Regions from separate parts of the Homo sapiens genome. Here region 2 is linked to region 1. A link is an interaction called in ENCODE POLR2A ChIA-PET data of the cell type or tissue named here. Cell type or tissue: MCF 10A. All regions are shown on one strand. Links, peaks and the distances in the headings refer to the core of each region. The heading gives the core; the rest is flanking DNA.

What was found. ChIA-PET counts read pairs that join two places held together with the same protein. Peaks named below come from ENCODE experiments on the same cell type or tissue, not always from the same donor. Only the 100,000 strongest peaks of a DNase experiment are listed, where the experiment ranks them.
Region 2: POLR2A ChIA-PET joins it to region 1 with 10 read pairs; 7 of 35 experiments call an interaction of 5 or more read pairs at or near these places.

What each region holds. Positions count from the first base shown.
Region 1 is chr1:200,775,579-200,787,117 of GRCh38, reverse strand. The region is part of intron 2 of CAMSAP2 (calmodulin regulated spectrin associated protein family member 2); the gene reads right to left. Among named protein-coding and RNA genes, the nearest start is that of CAMSAP2, 42 kb to the right of the region's middle. In MCF 10A, for the core only: no CTCF peak of the experiment used is centred there; no DNase peak of the experiment used is centred there.
Region 2 is chr1:200,631,834-200,643,372 of GRCh38, reverse strand. It overlaps a transcript of DDX59 not described here. Among named protein-coding and RNA genes, the nearest start is that of KIF14, 17 kb to the right of the region's middle. RefSeq lists enhancers at 2,693-3,892, 3,868-4,583. In MCF 10A, for the core only: no CTCF peak of the experiment used is centred there; DNase peaks (open chromatin) are centred at 2,302 and 3,192.

The DNA.
Region 1 (11,539 bases), core at 4,465-8,464:
AAAACATTCATGCCCTTGTCCCTCTCCATCACAGCTCTTGGGTGACCACGCGCATTGTCAACGAGCAGTGATATTTTGAAAGGAATCTTTTTTTTTTTTTTCTGAGCAGGTCTCAATAAGGGCTTAAAATATCCAGTAAACCATGCTATAAATAGATGTGCTGTCATCCAGGCTTTGTTTTTCTACTTATAGAGCACAGGCATAGTCAATTTAGCATAGTTCTTAAGTGCCCTAGGATTTTCAGAATGGTAAATGAGCACTGGCTTCGATCTAAAGTCACCAGCTACATTAGCCCACATAGCCCATAACAAAACAGTCAACCTGTCCTTTGAAGCACTGAAGCCAGTCACTGACTTCTCCTCTCTAGCTATGCAAGTCCTATATGGCATCCTCTTCTAAAGGAAGGCTATTTCATCTACATCGAAAATCTTGCTTAGGCTGGGTGCAGTGGCTCATGCCTGTAATCCCAGCACTTTAAAAGGCTGAGGTTGGTGGATCACCTGAGGTCGAGTTCCAGACCAGCCTGGCCAACATGGCAAAACCTCGTCTCTACTAAAAATACAAACATTAGCTGGGCATGGTGGTGGGCGCCTATAATTCCAGCTACTCAGGAGGCTGAGGATGGAGAAACGCTTGAACCCGGGAGGCGGAGGCTGCAGCGAGCTGAGATTGCGCCACTGCACTCCAGCCTGGGCGACAGAGCAAGACTCCATCTCAAAGAAAAAAAAAAAAAAGAAAGCAATTTATGGCTTTAAGTGCTTGTATCAGAAAAGAAGAAAGCTTTAAAATTAATGACCTAAGAGTACATCTTAAGAAGCTAGATTTTTTTAAAAAGCCAAAATAAGAAAAAGAAAAGAAATAATAAAGAACAGAAATCAATGAAACAGAAAACAAGCAAAAATTAGTTTAAAAAACTGAAACAAAGAGCTGGTTTTTAGAAAAGATTAACAGAATTGATAAACCTCCATATATATTAATAACACCAGGAAAGTAAAAAGGGATATCACCACAGGTTCTATAGATATTAAAAAGATAATAAGGGAGTATTATAACCAACTTAATGACAATAAATTGACATATTTAGATGAAATGGACAAATGTCTTAAAAGATATAAAATAACCAAAATTGGCTGGGTGCCGTGGCTCACGCCTGTAATCCCAGCACTTTGGGAGGCCAAGGCAGGTGGATCATTTGAGATCAGGAGTTTGAGACCAGCCTGACCAACATGGATGAAGCCCCTTCTCTACTAAAAATACAAAAAATTAGCCAGGAGTAGTGGCACATGCCTTTAATCTCAGCTACTTGGGAAGCTGAGGCACAAGAATCACTTGAACCTGGGAGGCAGAGGTTGCAGTGAGCCAAGATCACGCCACTGCACTCCAGCCTGGACAACGGAGCAAGACTCTGTCTCAAAAAAAAGAAAATATCAGCCAGGCACATGGCTCACGCCTATAATCCCAGCACTTTGGGAGGCCAAGGCAGATGGACTGCTTGAGGTCACGAGTTCGAGACCGGCCTGGCAAACATGGCGAAACCCTGTCTCTACTAAAAATACAAAAATTACCCAGGTGTGGTGGGGGGACACCTGTAATCCCAGCTACTTCGGAGGCTGAGATAGGAGAATCGCTTGAACCTGGGAGGCAGAGGTTGCAGTGAGCCAAGATCAGGCCACTGCACTCCAGCCTGGGCACAGAGTGAGACTCCACCTCAAAAAAAAAAAAAACAAAAGAAAAAAAAAGAAAACATCAAGCCCCGGTGGCATACCTAGTGAATTCTGCCCCACATTTAAGGAAGAAATTACAGAAATCCTAAGTGAAGTCTTTCAGAAAACAGTGGAGTAGGGAACACTTTGCAACTCATTATATAAAAACAGTATTACCCTGATGCTAACACAAGACAAAGAAATGAGAAGAAAAATATCTCTCACGAACATGGCTGTAAACACCCTTGAGAAAATATTAACAAATTAAACCTAACAATATATAAAAGAGATAATTTACCGTGACCAACTGAGTTTAACTCCAGGAATTCAAGACCAGTTTAATATTTGAAATCAACGTAACTCACCTATTAACAGGATAAATGAGAACAGCCATATGATTATCTTAATAGAGGCAGAAAAAGCATTTGAAAAATACAGCAGTTATTCATGATTTTAAAAACATAAACATACATATATTTCTTAGCAAACGTGGAACAGAAAGGCACTCCCTTAACCCGAAAAAGAACATCTTCAAAAATCCTACAGATAATATCACATTTAACAATGGGAACTCAACAGATTCCTGATAAGATGAGGAATAAGACAAAAATGTCTGGTCTCACCACTTTTACTCAACATTAACTGTTAGTGTTTGGCAGTGCAATAAGAAGCGGGGAGCAGACCACATACATAGTGGAAAGGAAGAAGTAAAACTGTGTTTATTCACAGACAACATGATTGTTTACGTTGAAAGTTCTGACAAATCCACAAAAACATACTAGGAATAAATGTATATAGCAAGGTCACAGGATAAAAAAAATGTTCAAAATTCAATTGTATTTCTATATATTAGCAATAAATAATTTAAGAATTAAATCTGAAATGCAATTCCAAATCAAAAATATGAAAGATTCAACAAAGTGCATATGAATCTCATATGCTAAAAACTATAAAACACTACTGAAATAAATTAAAGAATACTTAAATGAGAAGAGAAACCATGTTTTCACTGGAAGACACAAATTGTTAAACTATTAATTCTTCCCAAAATGGTCTATAGATTCAACACAATTCCAATCTAAATCCTAGCAAGCTTTTTTTTTAATAGAAATTGACAAGTTGATTCTAAAATTTATATGGAAATGCAAAGAACCTAGAATAACGAAAACAATTTTGATAAAAAACAACAAAGCCGGATGGCTTACACTAACAAGTTTCAAGACTTATTATGAAGCTACATTAGTCAAGACTGTGTGGCACAGCCTAACAGACATCTAAATCAATGGAAGAGACACAGGTGTCGACGTCAGTCAATGAGGAGACAACAGTCTTCAATAAATACTACTGGAACAACTAGATAATCTTGTTAAAAAAAAAGGGTAAAATGAACCTCGACCACACTATACAAAAAAACTGATCCAAAATGAATCATAGTTCTAAATGAAAAAGCTAAAACTGTAAACTTCGAGAAGAAAACATAGGGGAAAAAAATCTTTACAACCATAATATAGGCAAGAAAAGATTTCTTAGGACATAAAAGCACTAACTAAAAAAGAAAAAAATTGTAAACTGGTCTTCATCAAAATTTAAAATTCCTTGAAAGACACCACGAAGAAAATGAAACGCAGGCTGGGCATGGTGGTCATTCCTGTAATCCCGGCACTTTGGGAGGCCAAGGCAGGAGGACTACTTGAGCCCAGGAGTTCAAAACTATCTGGGCAACACAGTGAGGCCCTGTTTCTACAAAAAAAAATTTTTTTTTTAATTAGCCAGGTATGGTGGCAATCGCCTATAGTCCCAGCTACTTAGGAGGCTGAAGAGGGAGGATTGATAGAGGCTAGGAAGTCGAGGCTGCAGTGAGCCGTGATCATGCCACTGCACTCCAGCCTGGACAACAGAGCAAGGCCTTGTCTCAAAAGAAGAAAAGAAAAGAAAATGTGAACCACAGATTAGGAGAAACTATCTGCAATGCATGTATTTGTCAAAGGACTTGTATTCAGTATAAATAACTCCTACAGTAATAAGAAAATAAAAACCCCAATAAGACACTGAGAAAAAGATTTGAACAGACATTTCATAAAAGATGTATGAATGACCAGTAAGCATACAAAAAACATTAAATTCTATTAGTCCTCAGGGAAATGCAAAATAAAACCACAAGGAGAATCTAATTTACACTAGAATGTCTACAATTAAGACTGACAATACCAAAAGTATTGGCAAAGAAGTGGAGCAACTGGAACGCTCAGACATTGCTGGTGGTGAAATAGAAAGTACAACCACTTTGGAAAATTGCTTGATAGCTTAATAGTCAAACATACATATGGCCCACCAAGAGAAATGAAAATAAGGTCGGGTGCAGTGGCTCAGGCCTGTAATCCAGTACTTTGGGAGGCCGAGGCAGGCGAATTGCTTGATTCCAATAGTTCCAGACCAGGCTGGGCAACACAGTGAAACCCTATGTCTACAAAAAATTAGCTGGGTGTGGTAGTGCACGCTACTTGGGAGGCAGAGGTGGGAGAATCACCTGAGCCCAGGAGGTTGAGCCCGTGATCAAGCCACTGCCACTGTACTCTAGCCTGGATGACAGAGTAAGACCCTGTCTCAAAAAAAAAAAAAAAAAAAAAAAAAAGAGAGAAATGAAAATACATGTCTAAATACAAATCATAGCTGCGTTATTTCTAACACATCAAAACTGGAAACAGCATCAAAGTCCATCAGCAGGTAAATGAATAAGCAAATTGTGGTATTCACAGAATGGAATATTCAGCAATAAAAAGGAATAAACTACACATAGCAACATAGATGAATCTCAAAAATATGAGCAAAAGAATCTAGTAAAAAAAGAGTTCGTGCAGTTTGCTTTCATCTATATGAAATTCTAGAACAGGCAAAAATTAATCTACAACGACAGAACTGAGATTAATGGATGCCTGAAGTGGGGTGGGGCTGCGGGCTGACTGCAAAAAGGCACAAGGGAATTTTGGGGGGTTATTATGTTCTATATCTCAACTGTAGTGGTATCTACAAGAGTGCATACCTTTGTCAAAACTGTTCAAATTACTTTAAATGGGTACATTTTATGTAAATTATGCCTTAGTAAAGTTGATTTTTTAAAAAGTAAGTTCTGACCTTAGGACATCAATGGACTTCACTCAGCCTCATCTTCTTCATCTGTTAAATGTGGGATAATACTTCATTTCTTACCACACACGGCATCAAATGAGATGTATATCAAACTGCTCTAAAAATTTCCCAATGCTCTAAAGATTTTTAGTGTTTTTATTACTTAAGGCATTATACAGTCACTGTATGGCCATCAGATTAGCCTACAGAATCATTTTATTACAATAATGAATAAAATCTGAAGATAATCTTCAAACTTCACTGTAATCATTTATTTTTATGTTTTCCCCCCAAAATGTTATATCAATTAACACTTAAAGGAAATAAATTAGGAAATTTCTTCATGTGCCTGGTTCACTAATAATGGAGTTGCCAATGAGCCATCAAAGACATGTAAGCAGGAAAAAAACAGTAACTATCAAGAGTACACATGATGTAATCATGAGATTACAGGCAGTGGTTTACACCTGTAATCCTCTTAATTTGGGAGGCCGAGGCAGGAGGATCGCTTGAGCCCAAGAGTTCGAAACCAGCCAGGGCAACATGGCAAAACCCTGTCTCTACAAAAAATACAAAAAAAATTAGCCGGGTATAGTGAGCATCCCTGTAATCCCAGCTACTTGGGAGGCTGAGGTAGGAGGATCACCTGAGCCCGGGAGGTTGAGGATACAGTGAGCCGAGATGATGCCACTGCACTTCAAGCTGAGCAACAGAGGGAGACCCTGTCTCAAAAAAAACAAAAACAAACATACAACAAAAAAACAGTATACAACATAGGCTTTATGAAAAAACCCACTAGACGATTATATTCAATAAATCAAGATTTAAGTACAGAACATACGTATTTTTCAAATGTCCTAACCATAGTGACCTGGGCAAACTTATTTTTATGATAATTTATATAAGGCAGCTCAGGCCTGTCCACCACCACTCAACATAATTGCTGCTACCCTATGCCAACAATATAAAAATGATAGCTATGTTCTTTCATTTGCTAACCAATAAAGACATTCCTAGTATATTTTAAACAGTCACATATGCCGTACTTCAAAGTATGTTTGTGTTTTATAGCTTTCCAGATTTGAAAGTTTTCCAGGCATATTTGGTCCTGAGCCAAAAACTGTGCTTCAAATCTAAAAATCTAAAACAAGTTACATTAAATTCACTGAAATACACTTTATCATATAAAAATAACCATCAGTAACAGCTCCAATTAACACTCAAAAAATTCCCTGAAAAAAAGTTTGTCAGCACATTTCTTTCAGCTGGGTGTGTATAAAAAAAGTGCCTCATGGCGCTAGTTTTATTAGAAGAAAACGAAACTGAACCACACAAGGTTTTGACATAATCGTAACTGTTCCCCAATTTACCTCTACCACTCAGTCAGGCTTCACTTCCCAAGCACTGTGAGAAACAGAAAAGAAAAAGTCATGATATCCACCTCGTTAAGTAGCCATCCCAGGTTTTTATAAACTACAAAGACAACTTACAGCTGAGAAACAGCAGGGGGTTTCACAAGATTTGCACATAAATATCTATGGCAGATACTCAAACAGCACAGTAAGAAGTAGTAACACCTTTCCTCCAACCTACCAGGTATCTAGAAGTCACCCATTTCCAGACCAATGCTGCTGGCAAGCAACTACCATATTAGCATGCCTTAGAGGTGGAACTAAGAGACCAAACATTACCTAACCCACACCTCACTGCCTCTACAAATACATATGGCCAGAGCACAGAAAGTGTAACTATCAGGAATTGTAGATCTGGTGGGTACCAGAACTTATACTTACTTGAAATAAGTTTGAATATATGAACAAGTATGCTAGAATTTCCTTGCCCCCAAATTAAGCAAAAATGACAGGGTGTCATAATTCTCACTAAATGCTCCTACCTACATAAAATTGTCAATCTTTACTGCTAAAGGGTTACAAAAGACTGTTAAGTTTTTTTAACTGTATCAGCTGACAACACCTTACCAGCATCAGCTTTTCAAAGAGTTGACAAGTACTGCCCACATAAAACATCGACCTCTGTAATTTTGGTAGACCATGTCACATAAGGATCCTTTAAAACACTAATTTGTAATAAATCACAGACATTACTTAAATCTAAATTCTAAACATTAACAATTCAATAAATAATGCTTTTTAACAAAATAAAGACAAAAAACTAGTTTCCTTGCGTTTTCAGGCTTTCTTGAATAATATTCTTATATTCTTTTAGTGACAAGGAAACTAATGGTATGGCATAAACTCTATTAATAAGAAGAAAAGGCTTATTATAGACACATGGTACCTATGCATAGTATTTATTGCAAATGATAAAATGTCAAAATAGCCAAATAATTTCTGAACCTGTCTGCCTCATTATTTAAAAAAAGTTTAAAGAATTTTCCATTTTTATTTCAAAATTATGAAAAATCTATAAGATCACTCTTAACATATCCTGATATTCTATAGTTATTAAACACATTGTTAAAATTCCCAATCTGAGATATAAGACCAAAAACATGATCAACCAGCAAAATGGAAAAAAAATCAGAAAAAAAAATAGGCATTTCATAGAACAAGAAGATTCAGATGTTAGCCAGAGTTGTTCAATTCTATATCCTACACCTTTGACTACCCTCCACAGTATTTTCTGCACATTAGTTGAATATTTGTCTTCTAACAGTTCTATCTCTGACCTTCTCTTTTCACTTCGAAACATGCCCTCCCTGGGCATCACAATTTCCATGACGTCAATAACCACTACTCTCAGCTGATTCCCAAATCTCTATCTCAAGCCCATATCTCCCTGGTTATCTTTTCCTGGGTGTCCTGAAGGCATCCTAAACCTGTCCCAAACTGAATGTATTATCTCTGCACTCTACCATGGCCATTTCCCCCACTCCAATTCCTTTCTCTCCTCTTTTTCCTATGTCAGTAAAAGTCACTACAATATATACCTAGTTTGCTTAGTCTAGGTTACATAGTCTTTTCTATCTTTTAAAAATCGAACTCTGATGGTGTCATTGTTGTGATTAAAAACCCTTTGGTGTGGGGAGGTCCTACACATTCATCAACAAGGGATTGGGGCAAATAAATTGTGGTACTTTTCATACCACAGAATATTGTGCAGCCTTCAAAAATCATGGTATAGACCTATATTCATTAATAGGGAAAAATGGTTATGAGGCTTTTCCAGGCACCCTCCCCAGCGTTAACTCCATGGTTTCTCACAGCTCCTCCAGCCCTAACTCTACCTCATGACTCTGCTTAATTTCCCAATTTGCTAACAAGCAAATTCCTTCCACGATTTGTTCAGGTCTCTGAGGCAAAGAATCTGATTGGCCTCATTCATTGTCTTGTGCCAGGCCCCACGCCAAGAGCCGTAGGTCATAGCTATTCTTTGGATTTTATCTGCTCTTGCAAAAAAAATGGCTTGGACCCAACCCAATAAAATTCCAAATTAACATATAATTAAAAGATTTCTAGATCAATACAATCCAACTATTAATATATAATGAAAAAAAATGAGGAACAACCTAAATCTACTGTAGCCGGATTTAGTTTCTAAAATATATCATTGGTATTAAATAGATCTACAGTATTTATATCTCAATCATGCTTCACTTCATGAAAAAAACTGGTAAAAATGCAGGTATTATATATTAAACATGATTAATTATTTGTTAAATTTTAAACAACACAGCTAGACACAAAAAGCAAAGGTAGAGAGGAAAGTCAAATGATCACTGGTTAACTGAAACAAAAAGTCAACACTCTTTTCCCTATGAGTATTTGAAATTATAAAGGTACTTGTTATATTAAAATGATAAAGCAGAAAACAAACCATCTAATCACTTGGTTAGATTCTCGTATAAACTCCAGGCATTCAGGAGCCTCCCCCAAAACACTTAATTCTCACAACTCAATAAATACGTATTTCAATAATTACTGCTTACTCTATTCAAATGTCAAGGGGGAGGAACAAAACAAAGAACCTCCACCACTCTCTTAGTAATAATTCTGAATGACTTTCTTTTCTTAAAAAATATATTTAATTCTTAATTAAAACATTCGCTAATACCTCTTATTTATTCAATGATTCAACATCTTCTCTAGACTAGGCACTGGGAATACGATGACAATTATGGCCCCCTCTTTGTGGAGTTGATTCTGTATAAAAAGATTCTATATAAAATTGTTTTTTGATTCTGTAAAAAGCACACTTTAACAAGTTCTCACTATGTTGCCCAGGCTGGTCTCGAACTCCTGAGCTCAAGTGATCCTCTGGCCTTAGCCTCCCAAAGTGCTGGGATTATAAGTGTGAGCCACTGTGCCTGGCCTCACAAGTTTTTTTCTGGAGTCAGGTTCTCGCTCTGTAACCTGGGCTGGGTGCAGTGGCATAATCACAGCTCATTGCAGCCTTTACCTCCCAGGCACAAGCCATCCTCTCATCTCAGCCTCCCGAGTAGCTGGGACTACAGGCACTTGCCACCATGCCCGGCTAATTTTTTATTTCCAAAATCACACTTTTTAATATAGATTATATTACAGAATATATGCACATATAGCATATATAGAGAATATATGTTAGCCTTGGCTGGGTGGCACAACTGTAAAGTATACCTTTTTTTCCTATTAAGAACTTGAAGAATTTCACTTTGGCTCCATTATATAAAAATAAGCTGAAATCTACAGGCATCCATCTTTCCTAAAAATGACTCCTAGAAGTTAGAAAAAGACAAACTTAAAGAGATAAAAGTGTTGTTGAGCACTTTTTAGTACTTTGTTCAATACGATTTATCTCTCCTCATTTATCAGGGAGGAAAAAAAGGCAATTAGAGATACATGCAATATTCTTTCTTTTGAGGTTATTCACAAGATGTTCTACCATGCTTCTTCTCATTGTGTTTTTCTGAAGCAACTTTACTATACAGACAAAAAATGAAAAAGTCTAAATCCTTTTCATTACAAAGTTGGCTCAAGGGGAAGGAAATAATTTCTCTCTTCAAAGCACCATGAGGAATAAAGGGGCCCATCCCTTTATTCTATATCTAGGATAGAGAATAAATGACTCCAAAACACAGACTGGGCCCCACATTTTGTAGGTTAGTATATTCAAAGGAGTCAAAGGTCAGCACTGAGTCATGGCCTTTTCTTTGCCTCTTCCCATATGGCTGCAGTGTTGATGAGCCCAGGACCTACTCCCTCAGGAGAAAGGTTGGTCATCCTTCTCTCATTCTCTCTTCCTTATGATTATTAAATAAGGTATTAAGAGGAGCTCTGAGAAAGGTGTTTTGTCCTTCTCTCTCCTTTGAAGATTTTCCACATAAGGGGCCTTGAGGCAAGCACCTGTCTGGAAACTGTCTCCTCCCCATTCCAGCTCCTTCTTTTCCTTCCTTTCTCATTGTCTCTCCTTCCTCCTTTTCTCTCACTCTTCTCCCAAGTCTTCCACCAATGGTTTACTTTTTTTCAGAAGCATTAAATGCCATAATAATAATTTTGGTAAAATAAAAAGCTTCCTTTTTCATGAATGTCTGGGTTTTTTGTTGTTGTTGTTTTGTTTTGTTTTTTTAAGACGGAGTCTCACTCTGTTGCCCAGGCTGGAGTGCAGTGGCACAATCTCGGCTCACTGCAACCTCCACCTCCCAGGTTCAAGTGGTTCTCCTGCCTCCGTCTCCCAAGTACTGGGATTACAGGCACCCAACAACACACCCAGTCAACTCTCTTTCCTGCCCTTCCTGTGCACAAGCCTGCCCAGGTTTCTCTCTCTCTCTTACCCTCAAGTTCTTCTTCCTCTAAAACAGGCAGGATGAACATTGACCCTATTTTTGGAAGAATGAGTTCCATGTTTGGTTGTCGTAGGAAAATAAAGGACATTTATGACTACACTTGGTTCTAGGCCAATCTGGCTCAGGACAAAAACAGCCCTTTTACTTGGTCCAGTTTCACCTACCAGATTTCTGCATCAGGGGTTGGAACCTAACCTGAGCTAATGCTAAAATGTTTTCTTGGTCTTGCTTTGCCTTTTCTGTGCCTAGTTCTCTCAAGTATTTCTCCACAAAGCAACCTGAAGGCTGGATGGAAGAACAATTAAAATGTTTCCAAGCTCCCTGACCAAATACTATGATTACAACATCTAAAGCTATGCATTTTCAACACCAAAAACAAATTTTTAAAAAAATAATAAGATTGGCAAAATGTTTTGGTATAAAAAAGAAGCTTCTGAAAGTTCTTATCTGATTATTACTCATGTTGACTCCCTACTTCACCATGCAAGAAACAGTGATTTTTCTTTTCTTTTTTTTTTTGTTTTTAAAGATCCTTGAAAGCTTTTGCCTTGATGAAACAGTGATTTTATATTGGCATAGCACTCTGTACTTACTAAAGTTATATACTTGCCATCAAGTCTTTTCCCAAATTATTTTGTTTTACTATAATGTTACTACATTAAAATACAAACATTCTGGCCAGGCACAGTGGCTCATGCCCATAATCCCAGCACTTTGGGAGGCCGAGGGGGGTGGATCACCTGAGGTCAGGAGTTCGAGACCAGCCTGGGTCAACATGGTGAAACCTCATCTCTACTAAAAATCCAAAAATTGGCCAGGTGTGGTGGCGTGTGCCTGTAGTCCCAGCTACTTGGGAGACTGAGGCAGGAAAACTGCTTGAACCTGGAAGGCAGAGGTTGCAGTGAGCTGAGATTGCGCCACTGCACTC
Region 2 (11,539 bases), core at 1,468-5,467, 140 kb after region 1:
CACGCCTGGCCTACTTGTTTATAAATAAAAGTGGCATGGCCAGAAAAACAGCATTTACAGGATATGTAGTTTTGTTTTGTTTTTTTGAGATAGCATCTCACCCTGTCACCCTATACTGGAGTGCAGTGGCATGATCATGGCTCACTACAGCCTTAACCTCCCAGGCTCCAACAATCCTCCCACCTCAGCCTCCCAAGTAGCTGGGACCACAGGCGTTGTCTCACTATGTTGCTCAGGCTGGTCTCAAACTCCTGGCCTCAAATGATCCTCCTGCCTCTGCCTGCCAAAGTTCTGGAAAGGAAACTATTATTTTAACAAAAATAATATTATTTGAGAGACTGTAGTAATGCAAAAAAATATTAGCTATAGTATAACCCCACTGGTTTACTTAATTTGCTGGCAGTCTGGCTTCTTCCCACCACTGTACATACATGATCTTCCCGTGGTCTCTGTTGACCTTCTTAAACCACATGTTCTGCCAGCTCTCACTTTAAACTTTTTTATTGCGTCGGTCATTGTGGGCCACCCTTCTTGAAACCCACACTTTCTTAAGGCCAGGTGATGAGTTAGAGGTGGAGGAAAGAGCCCCTAACTCACAGGCTTATTATGAGAGTTAAGCGCAGTTGCATATGTCAAATACCCAATAGGGGAGAAGCCGGCTATCAGCGCCCTTCCCTTTACTTCCCTCTCGCCACACAATTTTCAGACTCCTGTTACTGGTTCTTCCTGCCTCTCTGAATCTTGACTTCTGCTTCTCATTCCTTAAGATCTTTCCTTTGGCAACTTCCTTGTCTCACATGTCTGCTCTTCTGTTGTCTGGGGTGCAGCAATGCAGTGGTTTCCTCAATTATGTATTTTAGAGACCAGAACATTAGACTTTTAAAAAAATTTGGTCCCAGTGTTGCCAGTATTTTTTTCCCAATTAAAGATCTTCTTTTTAAAAAGCTACCACCTATCATTAGTTCATGAAAGAAAAAACATGTAGTACTAAACAAGAGAGAAGGACTTACTCTCTGAATAAGAGACCATCCTTCCCCAGAAAGGACACTAATGTACTATATTATAAAATTTTAAATAATAGATTTTTGTGAGAATTACCATACAGTTTAAATTTTTAATTAGCTAAAAAAACTAATAATCACATACACTCTCAGACATTTGTTTTACAGTAACTATATTATAAAAATACTGAATTGGTTGCTTTATTGCCAGATTGAAGCAAACATCTTTTATATGGCAAACACCTTAAGGGGTGGCTTTTAGATTCTAGAATATTCAGTGCCACTTTATAAGATACTTTTAATGCCATTCTATTAGTATTTCTAATACCAAGCACATTTTTATTTTATTTATTTTTTTATTATTATTTTGAGATGGAGTCTCACTCTGCTGTCCAGGCTGGAGTGCAGCAGCGTTATCTTGGCTCACTGCAACCTCCACCTCCCAGGTTCAAGTGATTCTCCTGCCTCAGCCTCCTGAGTAGCTGGGACTACAGCTGTACACCACCACGCCCAGCTAATTTTTGTATTTTTAGTAGAGACTGGGTTTCACCATGTTGGCCAGGATGGTCTCCATCTCTTGACCTAGTGATCCACCCACCTCGACCTCCCAAAGTGCTGGGATTACAGGCCTGAGCCACCACACACAGCCTAATTTTTGTATTTTTAGTAGAAATGAGGTTTCACCATGTTGGCCAGGCTGGTCTCAAACTCTGGACCTCAGGTGATCCGCCCACCTTGGCCTCCCATGGTGCTGGGATTACAGGCGTGAGCCACCACACCCAGCCTAATTTTTGTATTTTTAGTAGAGACAAGGTTTCACCATGTTGGTCAGGCTGGTCTCAAACTCCAGGCCTCAGGTGATCTGCCCATCTTGGCCTCCCAAAGTGCTGGGAGCCACCACGCCCAGGCCCAAGCACGTTTTTTAAATCACCTTTTTATTCAACAAGTCAAAGTGGGTTCTTTTTTTTTTTTTTAGTTTTTTTGGTTTCATAACATCTTTACAAAGATCATTGCCACATATTTAAACTGTGACTCACTGATTAATTTAATAAATCTAAGCTGGATCCACGACCTGTCATATTTTCCAGTAAAACTACACTATTTTCTTCTGGCAGCTGAATATTATTTGGGTTGTGCCCTTCTCTGGAATTAATATCAACGCATCTCTTATTGCCTTGTTATACAGTCTACTCACCACAATCAATATGAAGTTTACTCCATAAACAGAGGTATGGTACAAGAGGTAACGTGTCATCCAAGGTGACTTTCCTGGCAGCCACCAGTAAACTGACTCCGGACAGATAGGACTCTTTTGTTGCCGCCAAGGCATACTTACAATGACCTCAGAGGCTCTAGGGCCACAGTGTGAAAACCAACCAATGGATAATTAAGTAAACACAGTTCTCTTGTTCTACTGTTAGTGTGAGAACCTATTTTATATTTTATAATGTGTTGCACGTGTGATGATATAGGACAAAATTACAAATAAAGCATAAGACGAGTGTTTATTTTTGTAATGTTTACAAATAGTAACTTACAAATAAATTTTAGCTTTGAAAAATTTGCACATCAGCTTTACTTTCCTCATTTCATCGCAGAAAGAAGACCCCTTGGCAAAGCTGTTTGCAAATAACTGGATTCCGTTTACAGCTCTACCAGTTTTGTTTTTTTAATAGGGCAAATTAATTACTTCTCTAATCTTTAGCTTTGCTCAACTGTAAAATGAGAAAGTTTGCTTTAAGGTTCTCTGAGGTTTTCCCCAAATCTATATTTTCTGTGCTTCATACTTTTAAATCCCTATCTCCATGTCTAGAATTTGCTTCAGAATAATACAAGGTGAGGACTGTGGATGAAGTTTGGCCAAGAGTTTATCATTATTAAAGTCAGGTGATAGGCCATGAAAGTTCATTACTATTTGATTTACATTTGATGTATTTGAAATATTACATGATAAAAACATATATACACATACAATCTCCAATCCCATCCTTTTGCTTGTGCCCTGGCTCCTTTCTATCTAGCTAGCTAGCTAGCTAGCTATAGTTGAAGATATATATCTTCAACTTTTCACTGAACTTTTTGCCTCAAAATCGGCATTTCCAAAGCCAAATTTATCATCTTCCCTACAGAAAGCCTAGTTCCTCCTTTCTGACTTCCCTATTGCCTATGGTGCTACCACGCCCCCAGTCCTGCTCAGTCAAAGCCCTGCTGTCATCACTGACTCATTTCTCTTCCTAATCTCCATATCTGCTTAGTCACGAAGTCCTATCTGTATTTTTTCAAAATGTCCACATTTTCATGCTGGTACTGAAGCCCAAGACTTCATCACTTCAAAATATTAGCCCTTTCCCCTCAATATTCCTCTAATCCACAGGAATCCACAGGAGGAGAATATTTTCCAAGTAAAATATCACTACAGTAAGTACTCACTTCATGTCGTTGATAAATTCTTGGAAACTGTGACTTTAAGTGAAACGACACATAGCAAAACCAATTCTACCACAGGTTAATTGATATAAACAAGAGTGAAGTTCCCATGGCATATTCCTGGTCACAAAAATATCACCGAACTTTTAAATACAGACCAAAGCACTTCTGATAGTAAACATTGAAAGCTCGATGGCCGGGCGCGGTGGCTCACGCCTGTAATCACAGCACTTTGGGAGGCTGAGGTGGGCAGATCACGAGGTGAAGAGATCGAGACCACCCTGGCTAACACAGTGAAACCCCGTCTCTACTAAAAATACAAAAAATTAACCGGGCGTGGTGGCGGGCGCCTGTAGTCCCAGCTACTCGGGAGGCTGAGGCAGGAGAATGTCGTGAACCCGGGAGGCAGAGGTTGCAGTGAGTCGAGATCACGCCACTGCACTCCAGCCTGGGCGACAGAGCAAGACTACAAGAAAACACACAAACAAAACATTGAAAGTTCTGGCCGGGCGTGGTGGCTCATGCCTGTAATCCCAGCACTTTGGGAGGCCAAGGCGGGCGGATCACCTGAGGTCGAGAGTTTGAGACCAGCCTGACCAACATGGAGAAACCCCATCTGTACTAAAAAATACAAAAATTAGCCAGGCGTGGTGGCACAGGCCTGTAATCCCAGCTACTCAGAGGCTGAGGCGGGAGAATCGCTTGAACCTGGGAAGCGGAGGATGCTGTGAGCCGAAATCGTGCCATTGCACTCCAGCCTGAGCAACGAGAGCGAAACTCTGTCTCAAAAAATAAAACAAAACAAAAAAACATTGAAAGCTCATCCCAGCAGCCCAGGGGGCCAGGTGGGAACCCACCCTGGACAGACTACCATCCCTTTGCAGGGAGCACTCACACCCACAGTCCACTCCCACGCAGGGAGCACTCACCCACACTCCACTCACATGCAGGGAGCATTCACTCACCCGCACTCCACTCCTATGCAGGGAGCACCCACTCACCCACACTCACATTGGGACCATGTAGACATGCCAATGACCTTACGTGCACACCTTTGGGATGTGGGAGGAAACCACAGCACCCAAAGATAACCCATGCCGACATAGGGAGAACATACGAACTCCACACAGACAGTGGCCCCAGCCGGGAATCCATGTTTTTCTCATCAACATTATAACGCGGCCAGGCATGGTGGCACAAGCCTATAATCCCAGCACTTTGGGAGGCCGAGGTGGACAGATCGCTTGAGCCCAGGAGTTTGAGAACAGCCTGGGCAACATAGTGAGACCCTCTTCTCTACAAAAAAAAAAAAATGCAAAAATTAGCCAGCCCTGGTGGCATGTGCCTATGGTCCTAGCTACTCGCCTGAGCCTGGGGAGGCCGAGGTTTCAGTGAGCTGTGATCATGCTGCTTCTCTCCAGCCTGGGTAACAGTGAGAATCTGTTTAAAAAACAAAACATTATAACGAAATGGCATTGAGCAAAATGATGTTATTCGAGGACCTGCTGTCCTTCTCTGATGTTTCCTTACTCAGAAACCTTCAACTGCTCCCGGCTAACAGCCTCATCAAATCTGAGTTCTTCTGGCTGGTGTTCGAATCCCTCCTTCTCAGTGCATTTTACAACTCTTCCCTGTGCTCCCCAGGTGGCAGCATCTGCCATGGCTTTCTCCGCCCAATACCATCACTGAAGGATTGGATAGTTCACCAGAACTTCCGTGAACACATTCACAGTACAGATAATTAACTACTGGCGATCAGGGACTGATATGTCTCTGACAAGTTCTCAAAAATCCAACATATCTAAAGGAAAGCAAAGAGTCTGCTAAGAGAAGGGCGATTTTAACTAGGGAGGGACTGTTTTTAACTTTTTTTTTTCTATTTGGAATCCTGTGATATTTACATTGGAATTACAGAGAATTTTAAGGGCTGGGAGTCAGGAGATAATAGTAAAATGAATCCTGAAGCCAGGGCAGCATTTTAGAACTGACAAAGCTGCTATGGCATAAGAGTTAGGCAACCGAGTGCATTCAATTAAATGTAGTGCTTCACAGAAAGGACATTAGGGCATTTATAAACAAGTGTCATGATTTTTGTTTTTGTTTTTGTTTTTTTTTTGAGACTGAGTCTCTCTCTGTCTCCCAGGCTGGAGTGCAATGGCATGATCTTCACTCACTGCAACCTCTGCCTCCCGGGTTGAAGCGATTCTCCTGCCTCAGCCTACCAAGTAGCTGGAATTACAGGTGGGTGCCACCACACTCAGCTAATTTTTGTATTTTTAGTAGAGATGGGGTTTCACCATGTTGGCCAGGCTGGTCTCGGACTCTTGACCTTAGTGAGCCACCAGCCTCGGCCTCCCAAAGTGCTGGGATTATAGGCGTAAGCCACCACTCCCAGCCAAAGTGTCATGATTTTTATGACATTTTACACAATTAAGTAGTTTATGACTTTCATGAATGCAAAAATATAAATACAGAAAATTCCTAATTGAAATAGCATTTTATATAAATGTGCGTGTATGCGTCTACATACACACTAACACACAGAAATTATCTTTGGAAGGATAGTAAAAAGGCAAATGTGGTAGCCTATGGAGAGGAGACAGCTGGGAGATGTTCACTATATGTCCTTTTAAAATAATGAGCAGATTTCATATTCATTTACTTATGGATAAATAAATATTCAATTTCCTTTAAATTCTTTTGGATTTGAGGGTGAAGAAAAAGTGTGGAAGTTTGTGTGTGTGTTTTAGTATAAGTAGTTATACTTTAATTTTATTTATGGAGAAAGATAGCATTGTGTTAAGAAATTAGTTTGTAGCCTGAGCAACATAGCGAGACCCTGTCTTTACAAAAAATTAAAAAATCAGCTGGGTGTGGTGGAATGTACCTATAGTCCTAGCCACTCAGCAGGTTGAGGTTGGGAGGATCGCTTGAGCCCAGGAGGTCAAGGCTGCAGTGAGCTGTTTGAACAATTGCACCCCAGCCTGGGTGATAGAGCAGGACCCTATCACAAAAAAAGGAAAAAGAGAGAGAAAGAGAGAAAGGAAGGAAGGAAGGAAGAAAGGAAGGAAGGGAGGAAGGGAGGGAAGGAAGGAAAGAAAGAAAGGGAGAGATAGAGGGAGAGAGAGAGAAAAGAAAGAAAGAAAGAGAAAGAAAAAGAAAAATTAGTTTGTATACTTGAACTTTCATTAATAGATATTAAATAGTACATGTAAAATTATAAATCATTCAAACCTCTAGAAAATTAAATAATTGGCTGGGCGCGGTGGCTCATGCCTGTAATCCCAGCACTTTGGGAGGCCGAGGCAGGTGGATCACCTGATGTCAGGAGTTCGAGACCAGCCTGGCCAACATGGTGAAACCCTGTCTCTACTAAAAATACAAAAATCAGCTGGGCCTGGTGGCGCCTGCCTGTAATCCCAGCTACTCAGGAGGCTGCGGCAGGAGAATTGCTTGAACTCAGGAGGCAGAGCCAAGATCTCACCACTGCACTCCAGCCTGGGCAACCAAGCAAGACTCTGGCTCAAAAAAAAAAAAAAAAAGAAAAGAAAAAGAAAATTAAAATGATTTACCTTAATGTTGTTGGAGAGGTATTGGGTGATGATGCATTTCTGACTTTTTTTTAAAAATGAGAGATCATTGTAAATGATTCAAGGATTCATATGAGGTTTAAAGAAAGACCCAGACTAAAGGTGTCCTGGGCACATCAATCCAGGAACTGAGGAATCAGTAGTGGCTCCAAGGTGAAGAAGGTCTGATAGCTCAGATTTCTCCTGCCATCCTCTCCTAGCATTCAGTGTGTACTGAAGATAATAGGTTCTGACTGAGCTGTATGCTTCCTTTTAAGAAAATCTGTAAAGTAGGATTCTCTGGATTTCAATTTCCTGTATGTGTAATTGAAGCTTCCATAGCTTTTCTTGATTAATCTTTGAGTATGGTTTTAATCTTGGATACATAGTACTTTCAAATAACTAATTAAGTTGTTGATCTCCATTTTGTTTTGCAAAAACATTGGTTTTTCCTGTTTAAGTTAGTAACCAAAAGCCTAGATAGCCTTTGTGAGACCAGTGAACTCAATAGATTTGTTTTTTTAAAAAAAAGAAAATACAGATGGCCGGGTGCAGTGGCTCATGCCTGTAATCCTAGCACTTTGGGAGGCCAAGGCAGGTGGATCACGAGGTCACAGTTGGAGACCAGCCTGGCCAACATGGTGAAACCCTGTCTCTACTAAAAATACAAAAATTAGCTGGGCATGGTGGCGGGCGCCTGTAATCCCAGCTACTCGGGAGGCTGAGGCAGGAGAATCATTTGAACCTGGGAGGTGGAGGTTGCAGTGAGCTGAGATCGAGCCACTGCACTCCAGCCTGGGTGACAGGGCGAGACTCCGCCTCAAAAAAAAAACCAAAAAAAAATACAGACATCAGCCGGGCATGGTGGCTCACACCTGTAATCCCAGCATTTTGGAAGGCCAAAGCAGTGGGCAGATTGCTTGAGCTCAGGAGTTCAAGACCAGCCTGAGCAACATGGTGAAACCCCATCTCTACAAAAAATACAAAAATTAGCCAGGCATGGTGGCACACACCTGTAGTCCCAGCTACTCAGGAAGCTGAGGTGAGAGGATCACCTGAGCCTGGGAAGTTGAGGCTGCAGTGAGCTGAGATCATGCCACTGCACTCCAGCCTGGGTGACAGAGTGAGACTTGGTCTTAAATAAATAAATAAATAAAGGAGATACCTGCATCAGTTAGATGTATACCTATAATGACCACTTATTCCAATACCAAAATATGGACATAATCTTACAGAAGATTTGTTTTTCCTGATAGATAAGTGCATTTATATGATTAGTCTTTCACAGGTTTAAAATCAATCATATCAGTTATATATGTAGTAGATTGCCAAAAATCCAGGCCATATTATTGCTGCATAGGACTTGTGTAGATAGGCTATGATGGTGACATCTTCTGATATTCAGACCTTATGATCCTTAGTGACCATGATTAACATATGCAAAGGTCTTTTACAAAAAGTCAAATTTCTTTATAGATCTGAAAGTTTCAGACAGCTTTTGAAAGCAGAGTCCATGTCTCTGCAGCTTGCTTGAGCTTTCATTCTCATCTTTTCTAATCTCAAGAAAATGCTAGTCACCAGAGTATTCTGATTAACTGCATTTAATTTTTTAGTCTCTACAAAAGCTAACCAGGAGAAGGTAGAAGAGGTAGGGCTAGAGTTAGAGATAAAGGTTGGACACATGAGAGCAAGTTCACAGAGCTGCTGGGCAGTATGTGAACAGTGCCCCCTGGAGTTGTGCAATGAGGTGTCTGCAAGTTTTGGGGTGTTTGTGAGAATGCAAAGAGGTGAATGTTGTGATCGTAGTTAACCCCCCACAGCATTTGGCATCTTTGGCAGCAATGCAATGACTAGAAGCTAGGACAGCTAGGATTTGGTGCTTGGCTTCCTCCTGGCCTCTCTGAGCTCCTTGGTTACAGCCCTGTATCCCCTCACCATTTATATTCATAGTGCATCCTGGCCTGCTGAACATAGCACAGAACACTGGTGAGTCCCTGTAGTTGGTGGTGAGTGTGGGTGTGCATGGAAGGGCAGACATTTGGCAATAAGTAAGGGAAAAAGTGATGATATTTATCACGATTTCATGAGCATCAAGACTTCATTTTTGTGCTCATTAGGTCTTTATTTCACAAAAGGAAGCAAAATCTCATAAATAAATATAAAAATTTTTATTTGGTTGAAAGAGCAACAAAGTAGCCAGTTACCATAAAGTTTTATGCTTTGTTGGAGGAGCACTATTTTATTATTTCATTTAAAATAAGTATGCTAAATAGTAAAATGGTAATTATGAAAATGAAACTGTGAATTTCATAAAACTGTTAATAATAGCAAATAATCATCAGTTAAGTATTTAGGGGACCAGTTCCTATGCTTTTAACAATATGAAATGAAAATAACAATATAATTATTTTTAAAATAATGTAGTCAATGAAAGTAGAAGGTGAGTAAAGAAACAATCAAAGATCAAAGAAGGTAAGACCATAAAGCAATGAACCAAACTAAATGAGGATGACTGATACTCTTTTTGATTAGTTTTTTTACTAACACTAATAGTTAGGGAAAAACAAAAATATATGGTTAGATGGAGCTGCAATGGACTGATGAAGGTTGAAGTAATTGCACTCTCTTAAATAGTCTCTGGTTATTATCCACAATTTAAAGCTACTGGAGAAGCTAATGATTAAATTACTTCTAAGACAATAGACTTAGAATTCCTTTCTTACTAGTTAATAGACACAGTTTCTCTGACAAATGAAAAGGAGCTATTGTAGATCAGAAATCATTTAGTGATTCTTTAAGGAGCAAGATAATAGCTCAAACTTTTAAACTGTTTAACAAAGGTAATGAATAACACTGCTGTAACATTTCCTGGGTATCAGACAGTGTTCTAACTCCTTTTTTTTAAATTTTTTAATTTTTGAGATGGAGGCTTTCTCTGTCACCCAGGCTGGAGTGCAGTGGCACAATCTCCATTCACTGCAACCTCTGCCTCCCAGATTCAGGCGATTCTCCTGCCTCAGCCTCCCAAGTAGCTGGGACTACAGGCGCATGCCACCATGCCCAGCTATCTTTTGTATTTTCAGTAGAGACGGGGTTTTGCCATGTTGGCCAGGCTGGTCTCAAACTCCTGACCTCATGTGATCCACCTGCCTCAGCCTCCCAAATTGCTGGGATTACAGGTGTGAGCCACTGCGCCTGGCCTGTTCTGACTACTATTGATGAGTAATTTGTTTAATTCTGACAAAAGCTCTATGAAGTAGGTACAATTTTAAATCATCATTTTACAGATTTCAGAGGGGTTACCTAAGGTGCCCAAGGTAAGTGGCAGAGCCAGGATTCAGACTTAGGCAGTCTGGCCTTTGCACCTGTATACAGAACCACTTCCCTGTGCTGAGTTTTGGTAGAGATAGGACAACATATACATTCCTTCCTCTGTATTTTGGGTATTCCCATTTCTTCTGAAAGCAGGCACTGTATCCTCTGTCCAAAAACAAAACATCTGGGGCCAGACAGATCACCTGGCCACTTTTCCCTAGAGAGGGAAAGTATGAATGTGCATGAGCCATTGGCAGCCCACAGACCCATTGGCGGGCTAGGACCAGAGCCCAAGCCTTTGGACATCTTCCATGACATTATTCTGCCTACTTTGTTAGTCCTCAGAATCCCTAGAACATATCTGTGCTAGGCTCTCAGTAACTGCTTAGAGAACTATTTATATAGTATATAACACAATAAAAATAAAACCTATTTAGAACATTTATATATTATTAAAATTTATATAAAGTAACATAATAAAACACTATAAATAACATAGTGTTTCATTTTTAAATTTTTAGATTTATAGTCATTAAAAAGAAAGCGAAATTCTGTAATACTTGGCAATATATAAAAAGCATCCTTAAAACTGAATTCAAAATTTTTTTTTTTTTTTAGATGGAGTTTTCACTCTTATTCCCCAGGCTGGAGTGCAGTGGCATGATCTCAGCTCACTGCAACCTCTGCCTGCCAGGTTCAAGCGATTCTCCTGCCTCAGCCTCCCGAGTAGCTGGGATTACAGGCACACGCCACACCACCACACCTGGCTAATTTTTTGTTTTTAGTAGAGACAGAGTTTTGCCATGTTGGCCAGTCTGGTCTCGAACTCCTCACCTCAAGTGATCCACCTGCCTAGGCCTCCTAAAGTCCTGGGATTACAGGCGTGAGCCACCGCGCCTGGCCAAAAATTGAATACTGGATTGATTGATTTTTTTCCCCTAAAATATTAGGAAGATAATAGTTATGGACACTTGATCTAGGTTTTCTCATTCTCTTTGTTGATATATAATTCAGAAATTTATAAATATTAAACTCTCGGTTGTGACAAATTAGATTACTACTCAGCAAATAGCCATTTCCTTTTTCCTGCACCTTCTTGCTCCACTGACTTTGGGCTTGGCCAATGGAATGAAAGCAAATGTGTTAAGAGCAGAGGTTTTAAATGATCTTGCTCCATGTAGCCACTGCCCCTTCAATCTGATCCCAGAAAGACACATGAAGTCGACC